Regions from separate parts of the Homo sapiens genome. Here region 2 is linked to region 1. A link is a loop called in an ENCODE intact Hi-C map of the cell type or tissue named here. Cell type or tissue: ascending aorta. All regions are shown on one strand. Links, peaks and the distances in the headings refer to the core of each region. The heading gives the core; the rest is flanking DNA.

Region 1 (2,905 bases), core at 158-2,657:
AGTTTCTCCTTGACTTGTGTTGAAGCCAATGATGGCAAGGGATGTGGATAACCTGGATGTTTTCTCTTGGGATCCACCCTCTCACAGGTGTTCCTCTGAGCACTTTGCAGGATGAGAAGTTGAATAGGGAGGGGAGAGGTCCCCTCTCCTCCCCTCCCCTCTCCTCTCCTTTCCTCTCCTCACAGGGTCTCGCTCTGTTGCCCAGGCTGGAGTGCAGTGGTGTGATCTTGGCTCACTGCAACCTCCACCTCCTGGGCTCAAGCAATCCTCTCACCTTAGCCTTCTGAGGAGCTGGGACTACAGGCACGTGCCACTATACATGGCTAATTTTTATATTTTTTTTTGGTAGAGACGGAGTTTTGCCATGTTGTCCAGGCTGGTCTTCAACTCCTGGGCTCAAGCAATCTGTCTACTTCGGCCTTACAAAGTGGGTGCTGATTTCTCTGCAGCTTATGGACACACCATAAGCTGGGGGCACCCATGGAAGTGCTTTAGCTTGTAATCTCCATCAACATCTCCCACAAGACACCTCCCCAAACTTGATCTGGTTTGGGGAGTCACTGCTGTCTGGAGGAAAACATCTCTAATTTAGCCCTCGAGATTACACATATTAAGTTCAACTAAGTACGAACTCAAGGTATATTAAATACAATTTCCAAACACACCAGCCATCATGAGTGAGAATCAGCAGAAACTATGAATGACAGACTTAGGCCATCTCAGGTTTTTGGAGTGATCAGATACAGATTATTTTATTAATTAATTAATTAATTAATTATTTTTGAGATGGAGTCTCTGTTGCCCAGGCTGGAGTGCAGTGGCATGATCTTGGCTCACTGAAACCTCTGCGATTCTCCTGCCTCAGCCTCCCAAGTAGCTGGGATTACAGGCGTGCAACACCATGCCCGGCTAATTTTTGTATTTTTAGTTGAGATGGGGTTTTGCCATGTTAGCCAGGCTGGTCTCGAACCCCTGACCTCAGATGATCCACCTGCCTTGGCCTTCCAAAGTGCTGGGGTTGCAGGCATGAGCCATCCCGCCTGGCCAGATACAGATTATTAAGCATAGAGTTGTAAGGCAAGCGTTCTGGGTCTTTCTCTTTCTCTGTCTCTCTCTCTTTCTTTTTTTCTCTCTTTTTCTTTCTTTCTTCTTTTGAGACGGAGTCTTGTTCTGTTGCCCAGGCTGGAGTGCAGTGCCACGATTCAGGCTCACTGCAACCTTCACCTCCTGGGTTCAAGTGATTCTCCCACCTCAGCCTCTCGAGTAGCTGGGATTACAGGCACCCACCACCACCCCCAGCTAATTTTTGTATTTTTAGTAGAAACAGTGTTTCACCATGTTGGCCAGGCTGGTCTCAAACTCCTGACCTCAAGTGATCCACCCACCTCAGCCTCCTAAAGTGCTTGGGATTACAGGCGTGAGCCACTGCGCCCCGCCCTGGGTGTCTGTTTCGATCTTGCTGCTCCTCTGAGCCTCCTATACAAAGATTCTGGCGCTACTGCACGCCCTGTGTTTGTGTCCTCTATGTTAAAGTTCTTTTTCCTGGCTAATGTGGTCCAGACATGTTGGAAGGGATTCTAAAGTAACAATCCTGTGACCACGTGACTGTGAGAAGAATTCTTTTCTAAAGAAAAGGATCTTCATCACATACCGACCCATCTCTTTCACTACCTTTAATACCACCTCAGATATCTCTCTTTTCATTTCCTGCAGCCCTTATTGCTTCCGTGGTGTTAGGCCCCTTGGCATTTTGTCATATTTGTTTTTTTCCATTTTGTAGCTGACTGTCTCACCAGTCACTCCTGTCTGGAGGAAAACATTCCCAGTTTAGCCCTTGAGATTACACTTATTAAGTTCAACAAAGCACAGCCTCATGATACATAATTTCCAAACACACAAGGAAGCCAGCCATGATGAATGAGAAACTATGAACAACAGACTTAGGCCTCTTTAGGATTTTGGAGAAATCAGATACAGATTATTAAATAACTACTCATGGATTTTTTTTTGGGTGGGGCGGTGCTGCTTTTTGATTTCTTTCTTTTTTTTTTTTTTTGAGATGGAGTCTTGCTCTGTTGCCCAGGCTGGAGTGCAATGGTGTGATCTCAGCTCACTGCAACTTCCACCTCCTGGATTCAAGCGATTCTCCTGTCTCAGCCTTCTGAGTAGCTGGGATTACAGATGCCCACCACCATGCCTGGCTAATTTTTGTATTTTTAGTAGAGACAGGGTTTTAACATGTTGGCCAGGCTGGTCTCAAACTCCTGACCTCAAGTGATCCATGAGCCTCAGCCTCCCAAAGTGCTGGGATTACTGGCATGAGCCACTGTGCCCGGCCTTGATTTTTTTTTTTTTTTTTTTTTTTGAGACAGAGTCTTGCTCTGTCACCCAGGCTGGAGTGCAGTGGCAAAATCTCGGCTCACTGCAAGCTCCGCCTCCCGGGGTTCACGCCTTTCTCCTGCCTCAGCCTCCCAAGTAGCTGGGACTACAGGCGCCCGCCACTACGCCCGGCTAATTTTTTGTATTTTTAGTAGAGATGGGGTTTCACTGTGTTAGCCAGGATGGTCTCGATCTCCTGACCTCGTGATCCGCCCGCCTCTGCCTCCCAAAGTGCTGGGATTACAGGCGTGAGCCACCGCGCCCGGCGATTTCTATTTTTTTTTTTTTTTTTTTTTTTTTGAGACGGAGTCTCGCTCTGTCACCCAGGCTGGAGTGCAGTGGCACGATCTCGGCTCACTGCAAGCTCCGCCTCCCGGGTTCACGCCATTCTCCTGCCTCAGCCTCCCAAGTAGCTGGGACTACAGGCGCCCGCCACTACACCCGGCTAATTTTTTGTATTTTTAGTAGAGATGGGGTTTCACCGTTTTTTTAGCCGGGATGGTCTCGATCTCCTGACCTCGTGATC
Region 2 (2,905 bases), core at 297-2,796, 81 kb after region 1:
TCTTTTTTTTTTTTTCTGAGACAGTCTCACTCTGTTGCCCAGGCTGGAGTGCAGTGGCGTGATCTTGGCCCATTGCAACTTCCACCTCCCAGGTTCAAGCAATTCTTGTGTGTCAGCCTCCCGAGTAGCTGGGATTCCAGGCATGCACCACCACGCCTGGCTAATTTTTGTATTTTTAGTAGAGACGGGGTTTCACCACGTTGGCCAGGCTGGTCTCGAACTCCTGACCTCAGGTGATCCACCTGCCTCGGCCTCCCAAAGTGCTGGGATTAGAGGCGTGAGCCACCACACTTGGCCCCCATTACACCTTGAAGGAATTCCGAAGCCCTAGCTGTGGTCTGCCTCCCTGGCCCTGGCCGCTTTCTGGGCATCATCTGTCTCTGCCCTCCCTTTTCTCACCGAGCTCTGGTTGCAGCGTTCCTCAGAGACACCAAATGTGTTCCGGCCACAGGGCCTTTGCACATGCCGTTCTCTGCACTGAACATGGGGCATGGATCTCTCCTCCTCCTTGTTGTGCTTCTTTACTCACCTCACAAAGGCCACCAGGCCATCTTCTGTTTTACCCCAGGGATGACAATGAGCTTGAGAGGATGGCTTCTTTGCCCTTGTGCCCTGAGCTGTGAGCCCAGAGCTCAGCCAACTGCTCCCACTGTGCTCCTATTCAGGGAGGGCTCGCCTATGGAAGCGGCTGCACAGTGGCTCTAGAAAGAATATGTCCTGTAGGAGGGAAGGGCTGCCCTCTGGGTGGAATCATGGTGGTCTCCAGAAATCTCCTCCACTGGATTCCTGGGCTGGAGGAGCCACGTGCTCCCTGCAGCCACCTAGGGCCACCGGGAGATTCTGGTCTGAGGCAGGAGTGCAGCTGCAAATGCAGAAAGCAAGGCTGGGGTGTCTGGGATGAAGCAGGCCGGAACTGGGCTCAGCACCGAGCTAGCTCTTGGGATGTTTTATTTACCAGGGTCATTCACATTTATGTTGTCCTTCAAAAGATCCTGAAAGTTCTTGGGCATGGTGGCTCATGCCTGTAATCCTAGCACTTTAGGAGGCCATGACAGGAGGACTGCTTGAGCCCAGGAGTTCAAGACCACCTTGGGCAACATAACAAGACCTTGTCTTTACAATAATGAACATAAAAATAAATTTAAATAAACATTCCTGAAAATTCCCATGGATCTCAGCCTGTCTTGAGTCTCTCAGCAACACCATGAGCGGGGAACTCTGATTGCCAAGGTACAGGTAGAGAAACTGGGGCCCAGCTTTCATTAGCAACAGAGCCAGGATTTGAACTCAGGTCTCAGACTCTAAGCCAGTCATCTTTCCATCATTCTATGACTCTTCCCTTTGCGATGAAGGAGGGGGACCCAGGCAATACTCCCATATGACTAATGGATCCAGAAAAATCATTACTTTCAGAACCTACAAAAAAACTTTGAGGACAAAAAGCGTGGGTTTCTGAAGCACCTTCAGCCCTGAGCAATCCCAGCACTTTGGGAGCAGTGAGCAAGCTGTCATTTTCCCTGCGCTTCTCGCAGACCTGGAAGCACAATTGTTCCAACAGTGACAGTTTACAGGGTGTTCATTGGCACTCACTGTGGTTCTCACGGAGGAATGGCAGGCTTGGCGCTCAGCCTGGGAGAGTCTGCTTTCTGGAAAGGCAAATAGGAGCCAGGAAGCTGCTGGTTGGACTGAATCATGCAATGAGAATTTCCTGGGGCTGGGCATGGTGGCTCACGCTCGTAATCCCAGCACTTTGGGAGGCCGAGGCAGTAGGACCGCTTGAGCCCAGGAGTTTGAGACCAGCCTGGGCAACATAGCAAGACCCTGTCTCTACAAAAAATAAACAATTAGCTGGGCATGGTGCTGCACACCTGTGGTCCCAGCTACTCCGGAGGCTGGGGTGGGAGAATCGCTTGAGCCCTGGAGGCAGAGGTTGCAGTGAGCTGAGATTGCACCACTGCACTCCAGCCTGGGCAACAGAGCAAGACCCTGCCACAGACAAACAAACAAAGAGTTTCCTGAGGCCCTACTGTGGCAGACACCCCTCCTGCAGGTCAGGGTTGGGCGGGAGGCAGGTGGTCCCTGTTGCTGCCATGTGAGTCCCTCCAGGTGTGCCTGCTGGGGGTGGGTCCCACCTTGGGCAGCAAAAAGGGTGAGTCAAGGGGGACGAGCAGGTATCTCCCAGATGCAGAGGTTCAAACAGGATCGGAGAGAGGTCGGGAGGCCAGGGCAGGTGGAGCAACAGGAAGTGAGCGAAGGGCTGTTTTTTTTTTTTTTTTTGAGGTAGGATCTCACTCTGCCTCCCTCGCTGGGGTGCAGTGGTGTGATCACAGCTCACTGCCGCCCCGACCTCCTGTGCTCAAGCAATCCCCCTGCCTCAGCCTCCCGAGCAGCTGGGACCACAGGTGCACAACACCACGCTTGGCTAATTTTTGTATTTTTCGTAAAGACAGGATCTTGCTATGTTGCCCAAGCTGGTCTGGAACTCCTGGGCTCAAGGATTCCTCCCACCTCGGCCTCCCAAAGTGCTGGGATTATAGGCATGAGCCACCATGCCTGGACCTGAATTTTGTTTAAAAACTAAAACTAAGGAGCTGGGCATGGTGGCTCACCCCTGTAACCACAGCACTTTGGGAGGCTGAGGTGGGCGGATAACGTTAGGTCAGGAGTTTGAGACCAGACTGGCCAACACGGTGAAGCCCCATCTCCACTAAAAATACAAGAATCAGCTGGGCGTGGTAGCGCGTGCCTCTAATCCCAGCTACATGGGAGGCTGAGGCAGGAGAATTGCTTGAACCCGGGAGGTGGAGGCTGCAGTGAGCTGAGATCGCCCCACTGTACTCCAGCCTGGGTGACAGAGCGAGACTCTGACTCAAAAAACAAACAAACAAACAACAACAACAACAAA

Evidence for each region. A loop is a pair of places that touch in the nucleus more often than their neighbours do. Peaks named below come from ENCODE experiments on the same cell type or tissue, not always from the same donor. Only the 100,000 strongest peaks of a DNase experiment are listed, where the experiment ranks them.
Region 2: it touches region 1 in a loop (11-fold over the local background); 83 of 110 quality-filtered maps call a loop at or near these places.

Annotation. Positions count from the first base shown.
Region 1 is chr1:8,904,247-8,907,151 of GRCh38, forward strand. It overlaps LINC03153 (long intergenic non-protein coding RNA 3153), which reads right to left. Exons shown (of 4, transcript XR_002958531.2): 4 at 970-1,806. Among named protein-coding and RNA genes, the nearest start is that of LINC03153, 21 kb to the right of the region's middle. In ascending aorta, for the core only: no CTCF peak of the experiment used is centred there; DNase peaks (open chromatin) are centred at 1,459 and 1,848; H3K27ac peaks cover 2,500 bases.
Region 2 is chr1:8,984,745-8,987,649 of GRCh38, forward strand. No RefSeq gene overlaps it. Among named protein-coding and RNA genes, the nearest start is that of SLC2A7, 40 kb to the right of the region's middle. RefSeq lists an enhancer at 1,406-1,907. In ascending aorta, for the core only: no CTCF peak of the experiment used is centred there; a DNase peak (open chromatin) is centred at 1,637; H3K27ac peaks cover 1,345 bases.